2 separate regions of the Homo sapiens genome follow, and region 2 is linked to region 1. The links are chromatin loops, found by intact Hi-C in ENCODE. Cell type or tissue: heart left ventricle. All regions are shown on one strand. Links, peaks and the distances in the headings refer to the core of each region. The heading gives the core; the rest is flanking DNA.

The links. A loop is a pair of places that touch in the nucleus more often than their neighbours do. Peaks named below come from ENCODE experiments on the same cell type or tissue, not always from the same donor. Only the 100,000 strongest peaks of a DNase experiment are listed, where the experiment ranks them.
Region 2: a loop joins it to region 1, with 6 times the contacts of the local background. A loop is called at or near these places in 1 of 110 quality-filtered maps.

Annotation. Positions count from the first base shown.
Region 1 is chr1:60,900,285-60,908,860 of GRCh38, reverse strand. The region is part of intron 2 of LOC105378764 (a long non-coding RNA gene); the gene reads left to right. Among named protein-coding and RNA genes, the nearest start is that of NFIA-AS2, 66 kb to the left of the region's middle. RefSeq lists an enhancer at 5,093-5,626. In heart left ventricle, for the core only: no CTCF peak of the experiment used is centred there; DNase peaks (open chromatin) are centred at 4,200, 4,653 and 5,090; H3K27ac peaks cover 2,537 bases.
Region 2 is chr1:61,373,254-61,381,829 of GRCh38, reverse strand. All of the region lies in intron 6 of NFIA (nuclear factor I A), which reads right to left. Among named protein-coding and RNA genes, the nearest start is that of NFIA-AS1, 120 kb to the right of the region's middle. In heart left ventricle, for the core only: no CTCF peak of the experiment used is centred there; no DNase peak of the experiment used is centred there; H3K27ac peaks cover 2,030 bases.

The DNA of each region.
Region 1 (8,576 bases), core at 2,964-6,963:
CCATCTTTCTCCTGCAGGGTCCTTTACAAAAGGGCTCTGGCATCAAAGGGCAGCTGGCGGTGGAGACGGCCCTCAGAGCAAGGACATCAGTGATGTGGATCAGCGGCTGCAGCTGAGGAGAGCGGACTCAGTCCCAGTCCGCTGAAGGAGGGACATGAAGTCAAGGGAGAGGCAGCTGGCAGACCTAGCAGGGGACCCTCTAAAGTCCCATGAAAGTACACATGACCAAAAAAGGGCAGCTCTCAACTCCTGCCAGGCCCAGAGATCTCAAAGCCATCTAATGAAAATGCCTATTAAGTAAGAACTTTCCTACATCCCTTTCTAGCCCCTATCCCTGACCCTGTGCCCCAACCATGAAGGGGCCAGACATCAGGATAAGCAAGCTGGAGGAAGAGACGGAAAGGAGAGGGAGATTGTGAGAGGCAGAGCAAGTGAGCTCTAGGCACTCCCAATGCGTGAAGGCATGTCTTCTGCCCACAGCAGCCAGCTCAGGAGATAGGAAACATCCACGGATAGATTCTAATCTCTATGTTGAGTCACTGGCTAAGAGATGTCAGAAAAGTCATAAGATTGCCAAAATTTTCATCCAGGTGCAAGGGAATGACTACTACTCCCACCAAACAGATTTGGAGAAATCAGGAGAAACAAAACGCCCACACTTGCCTTCAGGATTACCCTTCATGAGACCCTTTCTTCTTGTTCAATTGACCAGTGATTTTAGGGAATGCTGCAAACTAAAATTGTGTTGTGTTTACAAGTTGCCTATTTCACTGTTGAACTTATTTGACCATGCAACACTTTTTGGGCTAAAACCCCAGTGTAATTCTTTTCTTGCCATGTACTTTGTAAAATGTTGCTTTTGATACCAAATGCACAAGTAAACAAATAAATAAAACAAATAAACATTTTCTTCCTAGGGAGGACATTATAATAATGGCTGGTTAGGGCTGGTATGATCTAGTAGGCAATGGAACTATTGTTTTCGGTATTAATCTGCCCCAAAGCACAGTTTTAATCAAACAATATAGTTGTATAATAAATAAAATGTCCATGCTCAAGACCAGGAAGTTATAAAAAATCATCAGAGAATACTTTGCGTATGTCACATGTTATATAAATGGTAACTCATGCTAATAACGTGAACACTTTGTATTCCTTTAATGATCTCTGGGACCCCACAGCTCATACAGAGTCAGGGGAGGGGCCTATTGGGCATTAAAGAGAGAGTGTTAATAGAATCATGAGTATTTGTTTATCATCTGTTGGCCATCAAAATGAAATGTGGTGGACTTTTCCTGTATAAAGTGATGCTATAATTTTATAACAAATTTAAAAGACTTGCTAGAATTACAGAAATAAAATAATAAATGAAAGCTAGTGGCCAGGCGCTGTGGCTTACGCCTGTAATCCCAGTACTTTGGGAGGCTGAGGTGGGCAGATCACTTGAGGTCAGGAGTTCGAGACCAGGCTGGACAACATGGTGAAACCCCGTCTCTACTAAAAAATACAAAAATCAGCAGGGAGTGGTGGCGCATGCGTGTAGTCCCAGCCACTTGGGAGGCTGAGGTATGAGAATTGCTTGAACTCGGGAGGGGGAAGATGTAGTGAGCCAAGATCATGCCACTGCACTCCAGCCTGGGTGACAAAGCAAGACACCATCTCAAAAATAAATAAATAAATAAAAGCTAGGAAGAGAAAAACAACAGATGGAAACTTGCCCTAGAGAGGCTTTGGAATTCACCTTTGTCCCAGTGAGAGAGAATAGACCCAGTAGGCAGTCTTAAAGCCACGGTGTATCTCAGGCACCCATCCTTTACATTTTCCCCACGAGGAAACAAATATTGAGGCTTGTGGGTGCTAGTGTAACAACTGTCACTTGGAAGGTGTTCACAATATATGTGCTGAATGAATGACTCTGCCAACTCTGTTGTTTCCTAGGTGAGAAGGACACAGGTCCTACTGTGTCACTGTCTCCTTTCCTCTCTCCTTTGCTGCCAGTTTTTTTTTTTTTTTCTAGATTGTGTCTAATGTCACTAAATGTCTAAATGTCACAATATCACTACTAGGTAAGAACTGTGATTCTTATTTAATGGATGAGAAGACTGAAGCCCAGCAAGATCACACAGCTGGTGAATGATAGATAAGGTCTTATTGCCCCAATGTGAAAGTAAAACTCAGTAAAATGTGCCTCTTCTTGGACCTATTGGACTGTTGCACTGTTGCACACTAAGCCTATTAGACAATAATAATAAAGCACAGAGGAGACCCTCGGTATCTTTCTAAAAAGCTTTAAGTGTGAGAGTTTGGGGCCCTGTAGCTCTGAACATTTTATGAAACCAAGTATAATAATACTCGATAGGCATTTCCATGGGTATGAATTTATGAGACATTAGAAAGGAGGCCTAAGAATTTTGAGAACAGAGTTAAGAGGATGATGCACATTCTGATTTTTGACAGCATCTTGAAATAGGTGCAGTTTGTGTTTGGTGCCCTCTCGCCTCCATTTAGTGCCTTCAGAACCTAAAGGGCTGGGTATTTAAAGGTGGAATTCCAGGCACTACAGTAGGCAATGGAACTATTGTTTTGGGTGTTAAATCATAAAGGAGGCTCCTTCTTTCTCCTTGTGAGCATCTCCTTTAGCATTCCTGTGAAGTTGCCACATCTTCCTGCTCAGTAGAAAGCCTTGATTCCTATGGCTAGTCTTACTTTACAAAAGGAAATCCTGAGGCGTGGAGAGCCAAACCAAGTCAAGGAAGGGGCAGACTGCATTCTCCTTTGACCTCCAGACTTGTTAGTTCCTTGACTTTTGGATAATTTTGTTCCTTCACCCGAGTACACTAGGAATAGCTCATTAAACTACCCTTATTTAAACAGATCACGATTACAGTCTCTGCTACCTCCATTAGCACTCTGAGCTCATCTCTCACTGTTCTTCCCCACTCACTCTGTTTTCAGCACATCAGCCTCCCTGATGTTCCTTGAGTAGATCAGGTGTGCTTCACCTTTGCAATTTGCTTTTGCATTTGACCTTTGCACTTTGCCTTTGCACTTCACCTTGGCACTTGCTGTTCTTTTTCTTCCTCTGGGTACCCTCATGGCTCCTCACTTACCTCCCTCAGCATCTTATTCAAATGCCAACTTTTCAGACTCAAACTCATCTGACCACCCCATTCAAAACTGAGAACCTTCCCTTACCTGGAACTCCTTATACCTTTTCTGTATTGCTGTATTTGTAGCATGCAGAACCAGAACAATGTCCAATACAGAGAAGTTACCCAATAAATATATTGAATGAATTAATACATTTAAGTAGCCTCTGCTTTAACTGGATTTCCTGCAGCCACTAAAAATTCTGAAATGCCTGTGCCCAGGTGGGGCTTCCTGTTCAAATACCTCTCATTTTTATTAAGCTCCTTCCTGGTCACCAGTCTGAGGTCAAACTTGCTGCCTAACAGGGGCAAAGAAGGAACACTGGCTTCAGTAAGCACAGTGAAAATACCAGGAATGGCTACATACTTGGAATCAATCCCATATTCTACCTTTAACACCCTTCTTAAATCCCCTTTCATTTCAAATTAAGGATGACAAATAAGAACCAACAACTCAGAGTTGCCTGGTTTTCAATGTTGAATTAAAACTTAAGTCAGCCTTCATTTTTATCAATCTTTATTTTAGGGTCAAGAAGATGGGTTCTGGGGGTGGAGCATTTGGTTTGAGATCCTTGTTCCATGCCATAGTAGCTAGGTGACCTTGGGTAAGTTACTGCCTCTCTCAGTGCTCCGGTTTCCTCATCAGTAAAGAGAATATGATTATAGCAACTTCATGGGGTTGTGGTGAGAATTAGCTGGGGAAATACGTATAATGCACTTAGAACAGTATAGAGGAAGTGTTAGAAATTTCCCTTATCATATGGCGGGAATACTGCTATCTTTCATTGACCTTAAGTGGAAGAAATGCACCCCAGTTACCTATGTCAGCTCCAGACTCCTGCTCTGTGGGTGGGGGTGAGGGTTAGTGATTCTTTGGGTCTTATATCAGTGTGGCTTAATGGGACAAGGAGTGCCCAGTGATGCTGGTTACTTAAAAACACCACCCTCTAGCCAGCCTGGCTGGGCCCTGGTGATTACTCCTGCCCACTGGCATCCTCTGGTAGCCACTGCCTGTGCCTGTTGGCTGGAGAAAAGACCACATTCGGCACTCTTGCCAAGTCATGAGTGAGAGGCAGGCTGGTGCCTTGCCCAGCCCCATGACACAGGAGCCTGTTGCCCCAACTGAGATAATTTTCTTGTCACTAGGCCTGAAATCCTCACTAGAAGTCATCTTCAAACTGGTGTTCTGAAACAGGGCCAAGTCCCCAGGCCTGAGTTTGCAGGCTGGGAGCTGGTCTTCCCTAAAATGCACCTTTCTAAGAGAAGGAAAAAACTTAATACAGCTTGCCAGGGGGAATTAAGTGTCAGTGTCTGTTTTTTTGAATGGCTATTTGCATGTAGACAGGAAGCTTCACAGTCTTTTGCAAAAGCAGCGGGGAAAAATGAAAAAAGAAATCCCTCACCTCCCCAGGGAGACATTTGAGGAATAGTCAAGCCTGAGGGAAGTTTGGATGCCAAGAAAGCCGTGTTCTGCACTAGTCAGAATGTGGACATGGTGGGCGAGATTTGGGCAGCTGCACAGCTACTGGGCAGTTTTCTATTCAAACCCACTCTGGCAGAGGGGAAATGCTCTTTCTTTCATTCTTTCATCACTTGTTTTTTCTTTTTTTTTTTTAAAGGAAAGTTAAAAAAAAATATTACAAAAGATCCAGAGACACACTGATGTCACTGAGAGGGGAGACCCAGGTCATCATCAAAAGTTGGTTTTAGGGGACCCCCCCCTCCACCCCACAAAAAAAGCTGAGCTCTAAAAGGCAGCCTAGACAATGGATCAGATGCCAAACCATGTGAAGTGCCCAAAGGCAACTCCAAAACACCCGGCCCACCAGTGGGTGGAGGCTGCCAAGGAGACAGATGCTGTAGCTTTAAAAATATCTTCCGCTGCTTGGCATCTGCAATTGCAGGCTGCTGTCTCCAAGAAGGAGCGGGCGAGGGCTGGGACAGCTGGCCAGGCCGCAGCAACCGGCGTATATGTAACGAGAGCGCCTCTAACCACGGGGCTGCCCATTTGGCCTTGTTAAATCACCCTCAGCATATGGTGAGAGACATCTGCCCAGGATCTGGACCTCACAGCCTGGAAGAGGAGGGCCCAAAACAAGCATTCTGAGGCCTGGGAGGGCTAGAGGCAGCTGGGAAGGCATTCCCAGGGCCGAGGGCCTCCTTTGACAGAGACCTGGTTCTGAGAAAGAAGGGACTGACTCAAGGTCATGCAACAGTGTGCTGTCAGTGTGCTGGGGAACAAGTCATTGAGATTCCTTCAGCCTCTGTTTACTTATCTGTGAAATGGGGTAAAGTATATACCTCATGGGCTTGATGCGAGGGTTAGATAAAATAATTTAAGCGAATGCACCTTGCTTAATACATTTCAGTTGACTATGATTCGCAGTCTTCCAATTATAAACGTTGAAAGCAGCCACTGACATGTTACGTTTTCAAGAGGCTTTGGGAAAGATCCAAAACTCTCCCCAATCCGTCTCTACCTGCTTACTGCTGGATGAAATTCACTTACCCAGGAATTGCACCCATTTTTGGCTGCTATTAAAATGCAGCCTTACTTCCGAGGGCAAAACTTTGAACTGTGAAGAGTTTGCCCTCAAGGCAGGTTTTTGAGGGCTAGCAGGGAGTCCTAAAAAAAAAAAGGCAAACTAGGATGGGAGCCAACACCTTCATTAGAAAACAGCTCTTTGCCTCTTAGAGCCATTTAACTTTCCTCTACCTTAAATCTCGACTCCAAATAGCAAAACTATGGTTTTATTTATTTACTTATTTTTTGGCTTCCAGATAACATTCTATTGGATTATTTTTATACCACTACCCTCTCATTTTAAAAAGCCACTAGTAAGTAAATTCTTAAGTAGGGCAATGACCCAGCCTCGAAGGTAGTGGGGATATATACTCCCAAAGTGGTATTAAATAAGAAGAAATTCATACAGATATCCTGGTGGACATTGGCCATGCATATCTATGGTAGCTAGAGACACACCACTTTTTTCTCTTTATATAAGAGTACTTCATAAATATCTCTGAAGACTATGACCAATCCTTGGAAGTATCCAATATCTTTCCAAGATCAAATCTGAGACTTTTCATTACAGTGACATTACTATTCTTTCCTCATATTTGTGGTTGCATTGCCAGCCTTTATTCTCACCTGTTTCCAATCCCAACAACCTCTAATTGCCTTTTAGAGCTTATGGGTTCCAGGTTCCACTCCAGGTGTGGACACATGACTGTGTTAATTCAAGCATTGTCTCCTACCCTCTGGCCACAGTTTCGGTTTGAGAATGGGTCATAGGATGGACATGGATTCAAACAGACTGACTTTGTTTTTTTATTTTTATTTTTATTTTTTTCTGGGAATGCTGAGACTGTTTCTTGTTAGATATAAACGGGGAAGAGACTAGGGAGATTCTTGCCTTAAAACTCCAAGGAAGGCAGAATGGAGAATCTGGGTGACTGAGTTGCTAGATCAAGCCATGACTGAAGGCCATGCTATATTTGGACTTTTCAGTGACAGGAACCAATATAGTCTTTTATATTTTAAGCCTGTTTGTGTATCCTGTTTTCCATATTGAGCAACTGAAAATATCCAGATATGCTCAGGGAAGCCCAAGGAAGTTGTGCTTACAGATATTTGGTCTTGGCTTAGTTTTAGATTGTCAGTTGAGACTTAAAAGTCTTTTTTGGTTTGGTACATATGTTACATGACACCATTAGAGCTTGGGGCTGAGCATGCTTGACCTCTTGTAGCATGAAAAAGATACCACCCCTAGATTAGGAATGAGGATAAATGGGGGCAAGTCCTCATTTACCACCAAAGAATACCATTTTTGTCCTCCAGTTCCCCACTTGAATTGACAAGTGGGACATATTAAATTAAGGTTTACTAAACTTCAGCCATTTATCTATTACCCTCATATTTTTTTTCTGTATTCACCTGTGCTATTAGTTGCTTTAAATTAATTCACTTCAGCATGCTTATACATTGTTGGTGGAAATGTAAATTAGTTTAGCCACTGTGGAAAGCAGCTTGGAAATTTCTCAAAGAACTTAAAACGGAGCTAACATTCCATCCGGTAATTCCATTACTGGATGTACATACAAAAGGAAATAGATCATTATACCAAAAAGGACACATGCACTTTGTATGTTCATCGCTGTGTTGTTCATAATAGCAAAGACATGGAATCAACCTAGGTGCCCATCAATGGTGGATTGGATAAAGAAAACGTGGCACATATACACCATGGAATACAATGCATTCATAAAAAAGAATGAAGTCATATTCTTTGCAGCAACATGGATGGAGCTGGGGGCCATAATCCTAAGTGAATTAATGTAGAAACAGAAACCAAAATACTGTATGTTTTCACTTATAAGTGGGAGCTAAACATGGAGCACACACGAACATAAACACGGAAACAATAGACCCTAGAGGGGAGAGGGAGGGATGGGGACAAAGGTCAAAACACTACCTATTGGGTACTGGGTTCATTATCTGAGGCAATATACCCATGTAACAAACCTGTACGTGTACCCCCTGTATCTAAAAATAAAAGTTCCAAAAAATTAACTCACCTTTCTTAATTTTATAAGTCATTTAATAGTAAAAGAAAATGTATATCATGATAGCAAATGTGAAAGTCAATATTTAATGCACATTTAAAAAATATACCATTATTAACAAAAAAGAATGTATACCACCTAAAATTACCTTGCATATGATCCATTGGGGAAGTCTAGGAGTCGGCCATTGGTTTTCAAGCTGTGTTTTTATGGAACTAAATTGTTTTGTTGTGGCAGTGTTAGATGCAAATTTCATTTCGTAACATATTTTAACTACAGTCATCCATTGCTTAACGACAGGGATACGTTCTGAGAAAGGCGTCCTTAGGCACCTTTGTTGTGCCAACATCATAGAGTGTATTTACACAAACCTAGATGGTATAGCCTACTACACACCTAGGCCATATGACATAGCCTATTGTTCCTAGGCTACAGATCTGTACGGCATATTACTCTACAGAATTCTGTAGTCAGTTGTTACACAATGGTAAGTATTCATGTATCTGAGCATATCCAAACATAGAAAAGGTACAGTAAAAATACCGTATTATAATTTTATGGGACTACTGTCATATATGTGGTATGTCATTGACCAAAATGTCATTAAAGAGCACATGATTGCATTTTGAAAGTTGAAATAAAAATCTATGTTTAGTGTTAGTGTCAGTTTTGGGTTCCTTGTGTCTGTTTTTCATATTTATGTAAAAGAATATACTTGTCTCTCTCTCTGTCTCTATATGTATACACACAGAGACTTAAGTATATTCTTTAACATAAATATAAAATATTTATTAATATTTATAATAAATATTTTCTTACAAATAATATTTATATTGGAGACCGACAACGTAATTATTTGAG
Region 2 (8,576 bases), core at 2,315-6,314, 470 kb before region 1:
ACAACATGACCTTTGAGTGTGACTCAGACTGTATAAGGACAGAGTCCTTGTCTGCTTTGTTCCCCTCTATGTCCAAGACCTCCAAGGGTCTGAAACACCCAAATGGTCTGAAAAGATATTTAAACTACTTGTGCAGGTCTCAGCTTTATCTGTAGCTTCATGAATAGATGCTTAAACATAGCAAAGCTTAGAATTTTCACCCCAAGAAAGAAAAATTGAAAATTGGTAAACACATTTGCATAGTCAGATATAAGTACAACATAGAGTGGTATGTGATTTCATACTAATTTGACAATTTGAATCAGATCCTTTCTAGATCAACATCCATGTGATTTGAATTAAAAATGAAGTAATTAAGTGACTTTAGTTATATTTGTTGCTTGCTGAATCAGTAACCAGTCACACCATACCAAAGTTCTAATGTAGGATGCACTGAGATTTTGGGTGAACATTCACTGTAAGATAACCTAACCTAAGGTTATCATCATGTAATTCCACTAAGGAGGAGATTTCAAATAAAAAAAATGAAAGAAATAAAAAGCTAGCAAAATGTAAACAAATCTCCCAACTCATTTAAACCTTTTTGTGTAGACCAATTTATAGGCTGCCAACCATTCCACTGATTTAAATTTAGTCCAATGCCTGAACTACATGTCATAAAACAGAAGCAGAACAGATAATTAAAACAAAAATCAAAACTTTAAAGGTGGCAGATTTTTTTTTTTTTTTCAGATAATGGAATCACTGATGAAATCCAGTATCCTAACTAATCTTATTGATGATAGCAAATGGCTGGACTCAAGAAAAAGTTATGATTTCTTTGAAAAATTCATGTTTTCTAATTCATGCCATTCTAAATACTGCAGAAATATTGACATGATTGAAATCCACTATTTATGCTTCTAAAAGGAATTACAAGTAAAATTTGGGCAATAACAAGTATCAAGAATGACCAAGTTGGTAAACAAGTTCAAAAATAGCAAAATTTAAATCTTCTTTGCAAGGGTTAAAGACGGAAGAAATACCGTCAGCATGCAGGAACAACCAGCCAAACTATGTATAATCTTCTAAATTTATCACAGTCAAGTAATATGAACCCTAAGGCTGTCATGAATCTCAAAATTACTTTGTGTTTTCAATTTTTAAAGAGTTCGTATTGAGCACATTTCCTTATTATATACTTTAATATTTTCTCTACATACATAATGTATGTTTTGGTTAATTTGTTTTGTATATTTAATTGACCAGATGAAATTCCAAAATGCTAGTAAACTGCTTTCTGTTAAAAGCTAGAAAACATTAATGTTGGCTTTTATTTTTGAAATCAAATTTGGTTCTGTACATTACTTTAAAAATAAACTCCTTTTTAAAATCTCTTTTGCCAATTATTTATGCACAACTGTTACAAAATTACTGTATGGATTAATGACTGATTGGCTTTCTTTCAATGCATTAAAACTTTAATTTCAATGTATTTTCTAGAAGTACCAGATTTTTAAAAAAAGACTACGGATGAAGTAATCCTACTCTTTTTCTGGAGGAAATGAAATGTTACTTCAAAGTTCAATGCAGAAAAATAAAGACTTTTGTAGAATGAGAAGCAGAAATCTAGCATAATGTTTTGTTTCAATGGGGCATTTCATCCTTTTGATTGGTATAAAAAAACCCAATGAGAGTAAATAGAATTGGAGAAACATGTCAAGAAGGCCTGTGGCTTGTCACTGGTTTTCTAAACATCCAGAATTTTTGAATTTTCAATTTCCCTCTAGTCTGCCATTTTTTTCTAAGCTATATGAGTCATTCCAAATTGTGTTCAGTAGACAAGGGCAAACATATATGGGATTCTAGTCATGTAGTGGCTTTCATCTCTGGAGGCACTTATAAGTGCAAAGTTCAACAAGAAAACCTTGAAAATACAGGTCAAATGCACTATTCACAAAGATTCCTTCAAATTCATCATTGGTATTTGTGGTAGTCAGGCTGGGCTGGTGGCTCATGTCTATAATCTCAGCACTGTGGGAGGCTGAGACAGGAGGATTGCTTCAGGCCAGGAGTTCGAGAGCAGCCTGGACAATATAGTGAGACCTTATCTCTACAAAAAATTAATTTTTAAAAGTTAGCTGAGGCCAGGCACGGTGGCTCATGCCTGTAATCCCAGCACTTTGGGAGGCTGAGGTGGGCAGATCACAAGGTCAAGAGATCGAGACCATCCTGGCCAACATGGTGAAACCGCATCTCTACTAAAAATACAAAACTTAGCTGGGCATGGTGACATGTGCCTGTAGTCCCAGCTACTCAGGACGTGGAGGCAGGAGGATTGCTTGAACCTGGGAGGCGGAGGTTGCAGTCAGCCCAGATCATGCTACTGCACTCCAGCCTACTGACAGAGCAAGATTCCATCTCAAAAAAAAAAAAAAAAAAAAAAAAGAAAAAGAAAAAGTTAGCTGAGTGTGGTGGTATATGCCTACAGTCCCAGCTACTCAGAAGGCTGAGGCAGGAGGATCACATGAACCCAGGAGTTTATAAGCTATCATCATACCACTGCACTCCAGCCTGGGCAACAGAGAGAGACCTTATCTTGAAAAAAAAATTGTGGTACTCAGAATTCTAAGATGGCTTCCTAGTTTCCAGCCTTGTATAATGATGCCTTATATAATCCTCTCCTCTTGCATGTGTGAGATACTTGTGAATATGATAAATGTCATTCTTGTGAATAGGTTATATTATACCGCAAAGGTGATTATATTGATTAGGTTATGTTATATTGCAAAAGACTTCTACAGATATAATTAAGGTCCCCAATCAGGTGAGTTTGAGTTAAGGAAAAATATATTATCCCTGGAGGGCCTGACCTAATCAGGGGAGCCTTGTATAAAAGGAATTAGAAGTCAGAGAGATTCTTCTTCAGGCTTTGAAGAAGTCAGCTGCCATATTGTGAAAGGGCCTGTGACAGCCACATGGTAAGGAACTGCAGGGGCCTCTGGGAGCTGAGTGGGGCCCCTTGCTGACAGCTTTCAGAAAGCAGGGACCTTAGTCCCACATCCACAAGCAACTGAATTCTGCCAACAATCACGAGAGTCAGCAACAGGCCCTTGAGCTCCAGAAAGAAATGGAGTCTGAACAAAATTCTCATTGCAGCCTTGTATGACCTAAGCAGAAGATCTAGTTCAGCCGTGGCCAGGCTCCAGACCCATGGAAACTGTGAGATAATATTAATAACTGTGTGTTGCTTCAAGTTGCTAACTCTGTGAAAATTTGTTCTGCAGTACAGAAAACAAACATGATATTCAAATATAAGACGACTGCAATGCTAGACATGTGTGTATTAAAGATGTTTACTGTACAATAATTACTCTCTATAATTCTGAAAGTTTCCCTTATTTTTACCTAATCCACCCTAGGTTGTATAGTCTTTCACTAGCCTAGTCACCTAGAGAAAACGGTAAGACGTATTCTTAGAAAGGGAACTAAAAAGTGGTAATTTTCGAGGGACATAAATACTTTTGAAAATTTCTACTTCTCCTGATTCTTTCGAGAAACATCAATAACAAAATTAGATTGAGTGACGTGGGAAAAAAACTCAAATTCTTGGGGTCTCCCCTAAGAAGTTAAAATTTGTTTTAGGGAATTTTTCACTGCAATTTGATATCACATAAAATAAAAAGAAGAAAACCAATCATAATTAATTTCACCTCTCCCCTACTCCCAAGTTATGATATTTTTCAGACACTTTGACCAAGAACTCCATAGTGACAATAGTAAAGGAAACACTGCAGGAATCATTAGGAAGTACAAAGCTGTTTTTTCTTCCTTAGGTATCTTCTTAAAGGGGAGATTTTTAGGAGTCAAAGGAGCTACAACATTAATGGGAATGGAAGAGAAGGGAAGGATCACCATAAACTATAATTATTCCAGTGACAACCGAACAACATGCTGGATTTTTCAAAAGGAACTGTAACTTCTCAGTGTTAGTGCTTACTTTGTTAGAGCACCTATCCAAAAATTCATTCTCCTGTTAAAAGTATCCCTGGTAAGTGCTGCTCGGGACAGCAGGACCTTATCTTGTCTGTCGCAGGAGTTTGGGAGATGTAATTCAAGTTGTCAGAGAAGATATAACTGGTGTATGTTCTTTTCTTCAAAGTGACAAAGTCAAGAATAGAAAGTTTAGTTTCAATAATGTTCATTTATAGTCACAAACGGAGAGAAACTCTGAAAGCAAGCAACCTCAGCACTTTAGTTTTTAAATCCAATACAATAAGCAGGTTAGAGAGGACCCCAAAATGTTACAAGTTTAATTGTTCATGACTTGGATAGTGTCCTGTTCATTGTCATCATCTAATTCCCAACAACCTATTTTTATAACTGTTATTACCAGAACAACGATTACACCAAACTTAAAGGCTTAAAGGCAACTGGAAGCCTTCATCCATCAAGTGGCCTCAAGAGAGGCAGGAGGCAGCTACAGAGATTAAATCTCTGCATGTCGATCACGTCCAAAAACCAGGCTGAAAATAATAAAAGCTACAAATTATGAAGTGCCCACTATGTGCCATGTACTTATAAATATCTCAAATCCTTACATTTTCTTCTCTTTCTTTCTTTTTTTTGAGATGGAGTCTCGGTCTGTTACCCAGGCTGGAGTGCAGTGGTGCAATCTTGGCTCACTGCAACCTCTGCCTCCCTGGTTCAAGCAATTCTCCTGCCTCAGCCTCCTGAGTAGCTGGGTCTACAGGCACATGCCACCATACCCGGCTAATTTTTGTATTTTTTTTTTTAGTAGATACAGGGTTTCACCATGTTGGCCAAGCTGGTCTCGAACTCCAGACCTCAGGTGATCCACCCACCTTGGCCTCCCAAAGTGCTGGGATTACAGGCATAAGCCACCGTGTCCATCCCCAAATCCTTACATTTTCATCTGAGATAGGTAGGTATTATTATCTTTTCTACCAATAACTTAATATTACAGAAATTAGATATCAAGTGATGTTAAACAATTTGTCTAGGATCATACAGCTATTAGATGGTACTGCAGATCCAGGTCTCTCTGGTTCTCAAGTGCATACATTTTATAAAACCCTCATGTAGTTTCCCTAGTATACTATAAAAACAGTGTCCTATTTAAGTCAATAAAGTATATTTATAGCTGAAGTTTTAAATTTGGTTATCCAAAGGGGGAAAAAAAGGAAGGGTATATCAGATACAAAAGTGTATGCAAAAAAACCCACTCTGAAGTATACTAGGAATCATTTGTCTTATATATCAAAGTTTTCTCTTGGCCTTAGTAAGGATCAGTTAAGATTTTATCAAACACACACTGAATGAATTATCAGCGATTCTAACACAGAACCTCCACAAAATAAATATCACATAGATTTAGAAGAAGATAATGACCCCAGATGTTGAGTTGCAAAAGAGTATATAAATGTTTTATATTTACTATAGGCCTCTTGCCTATTCAACAAGTTGCTTTTTCTATAAAGCCTCCTGCAAACCATGTTATCTATCTATAACAAGAAAGGACAAAAATTCTTCTCTTAAGACTTGTTGATAGTGTCCAAGCCTAGACTATATATTACAATGCAGTAATAAATAGCTCACTTAACCAGAGGCTATAACACACACACAATTATTTAGAATTCAGTAATGTGTAAAAATCAAGGAAGGCCCCCGAGTGTCTAAAGTCAGCATCTAAACAGGCAACTAAGTTGAGGCATTTAACTCATTGGAGAGTATATCTTTATAGAAACTAAGAAGTGTTTCAAGGAGAAGGCTGCAATCAACTGAGTTGAATGCCACTGAGAGATCACGTATAATGAGGACAGAAAAGGGTCCACTGGATTTGGCAACATGAATGTTTCTGACAGTCTTGAAAAGTGAGTTCCAGGAGAGTGAGGCACATAGAAGACAGGATAGCATGGTTTATAAAATCAATGGGAAGTGAAGAAACAGGGGAAATGGTGTAGTCAACTTCCATGAAACGAAGGAGGAATCTGCACAGGAGAGCAGAAAAATAGGGTAGTGGCTACAGGAAGAGGGAGGGAAGCAAGGGATAGCTTTCTGAAGGTGGGAGAGAGTCCAGCATGCTTGTCTACTGATGGGAATGGTCCAGCAGACAGGCAGAAAGCCATGACTCAGAGAAGAGAGGGTGCCTGAGGCAGTGCAGTCCTTAAGAAGGTGAGAGGCTACACAATCAGTGAGTGGAGGAGCCAGGATTTGAACCCAGGAAACCAAAGCTCTTGCTCCTTTCAGTGTACCATGCTACCAAGATCCCTACTTCTGGGTGAGGGCGCGGGGGAGTACTACTTATGTATCTTATCAATACAAACCTATCATGAGCTGATTTAAATCTGAACTATTAATGACACTTGAACATGTTTCTTCTTGCAAACATTCCAAGTCTTAATGATGCTAACTGCTTTGTGACTCTTTTTTACACTCAGGCATTCAGATTCCCCTACTCCACTAGATCTAAGTGTGGGGAACAGACAGCTCAGTCATGTCCATCAGACTAATGGTGTCCACATAAATTTCAGTGACATTTCTCAAGCCCAGCATGAATGCTGAGTACCAGTACCATCTTTTGCAAGTCATCCACCATCAGATTTACACTCAGACACATCTCTTCCAGATGCAGAGCTATACTGCACTCTAGTAATTCCCCCACAGGCAGGAACAAGACCTTTCTAGAACCATTTAAAGTATACCTTGTAATTAGATTATCTCTAACCATGATGCCAAATAAAGGCTGTGACTGAACAGAAGAATCCCACGGTTAAGGGACCATTCTGTTCTTGTGAGCATAAACACAGGCTGCGTGATACAAGGAGGTCGTTGAAGACACCACACGTTTGTTAGATGTGTGTCCTAATGATAAAATCCATTAGAGTTCATTCTAATATAATTTTTTATGATTAGCACACTCAACGATAAAAAGGTAAAATAGACTATTTTGACTTTTAGCCTTTTTCAGTCAATAAAAATGTTTTAAAATCATTTTTATGATAGAGAGCATAAATGAAAGTTAATATAGCTTCTGAGGTTTATCCTTCTTACTCTATATGTAGCCATTGAAAATGAGCTAAAAGGACTCCCAAAGAATTATCACATCATAAAGAAGTTCAGGTAATTTAAATGGCTTGGGGACATCAGTGATTTCTTCAGTTTTTAAAAAATGGGAGTATGGAGTAAAAATTACATGGATTATTCAGGGGGAAAGAAACGATGAGTTCTGTAATATATTCCAAATGTTCATTTGTGAGTGAAAATTTACAACCAGAGAGAGTAAAGAATAGACACAAGGAAAATGTCATATAAAAATCTGGTTTCTGGGCCAAAAATAAAATCTCTTGACTAGTTGGGGGATTTCCTCTCCTTTCAAGGTAAACACAGACACCCCAGTGACAGGACTGAAATAAAAAAAATTGTGTTACATGCTCCATATACTTACAAGAGGTTGGAGATTCCCTACCCATTCCATCTGCCCCCTAGCCATCCCATCCCCCCATGTGTTCAGGAAAGGACTGATTTTAGCTCAACATAGCAATTATACGCATTCACAGAAGGACTGAGGATAAAGAAGACATTTCTGAGAAAACCAAATTATTTCTTTGCATAAACAATACATATAGTATAAAATAGCATAATGTTTTATTCATTCTCCTTAGATATCCAGCTGAATAGTAAAAAACTCAATCATACATATGTTTGGCTTATATCTGCCCTGCCCAATATGGTAGCTACTAGCCACATGTGGCTACTTAAATCTAAATTAATTAAAATTAAATGAATTTAAAAATTAAGTTGCTCAGCATAGCCACATTGCAAGGGCTTAGTAGCCATATGTGGCTCATGGTTAGAATACTGGATAGTATAGACACAGAACATCTCTATCACTGCAGAAAATTCTATTGGACAGCTCTGGTCTCTATGATATGATACCAAATAACTTTTTACTTTTTTGGTCATGCTGTACAACAGTAGATAAACCTTATTTTGTATTGTTCAGCATGTTTAGTCTTTTTTTTTTTAACTTCCAAAAGCGAAACATATTCACTGTACAAATATAGAACTGTATAATGGGAAAAAAATGAAAGCTTTTCCTCTCCATCTCCAACAAGCTGGAAGTAACTCAGTGTTCAAGCTTGGTTAACACCCTTATGAATACTTTCGTTGGCATATAACATTAGCCTTGATGATGTGAACTTTAGTATTTACTTAAATATACTCTCTTCTGTCAGTTAAAACATGATAGAGAGCTAGAGCTTAAGGGTCCTATGGATAAAATTTAATTTGAAAGAGATGCATAGTCTGTGAGGGTCCATGTTTGGGATACGCCTGTGCTGGAGCTCTATTAATTCCAGTGTTCCTTGGATACAAGCAGAGAACCCAGCTAAAGTAAAAATTTGAAACTGATTGAAACATTTCATAAGGGAAAAAGAAAGAAAATTTTAGCCCTCTTCAAATTGCTTGAACTGTGAAATCAAGTAATGAACACGAGAAAAGGTTCTGTCAGCTAGAATCTAAGGCTTCGTGTTGTCAGCATTTTCTTGCTAAATCTTATTATGGCAAAGCATTTG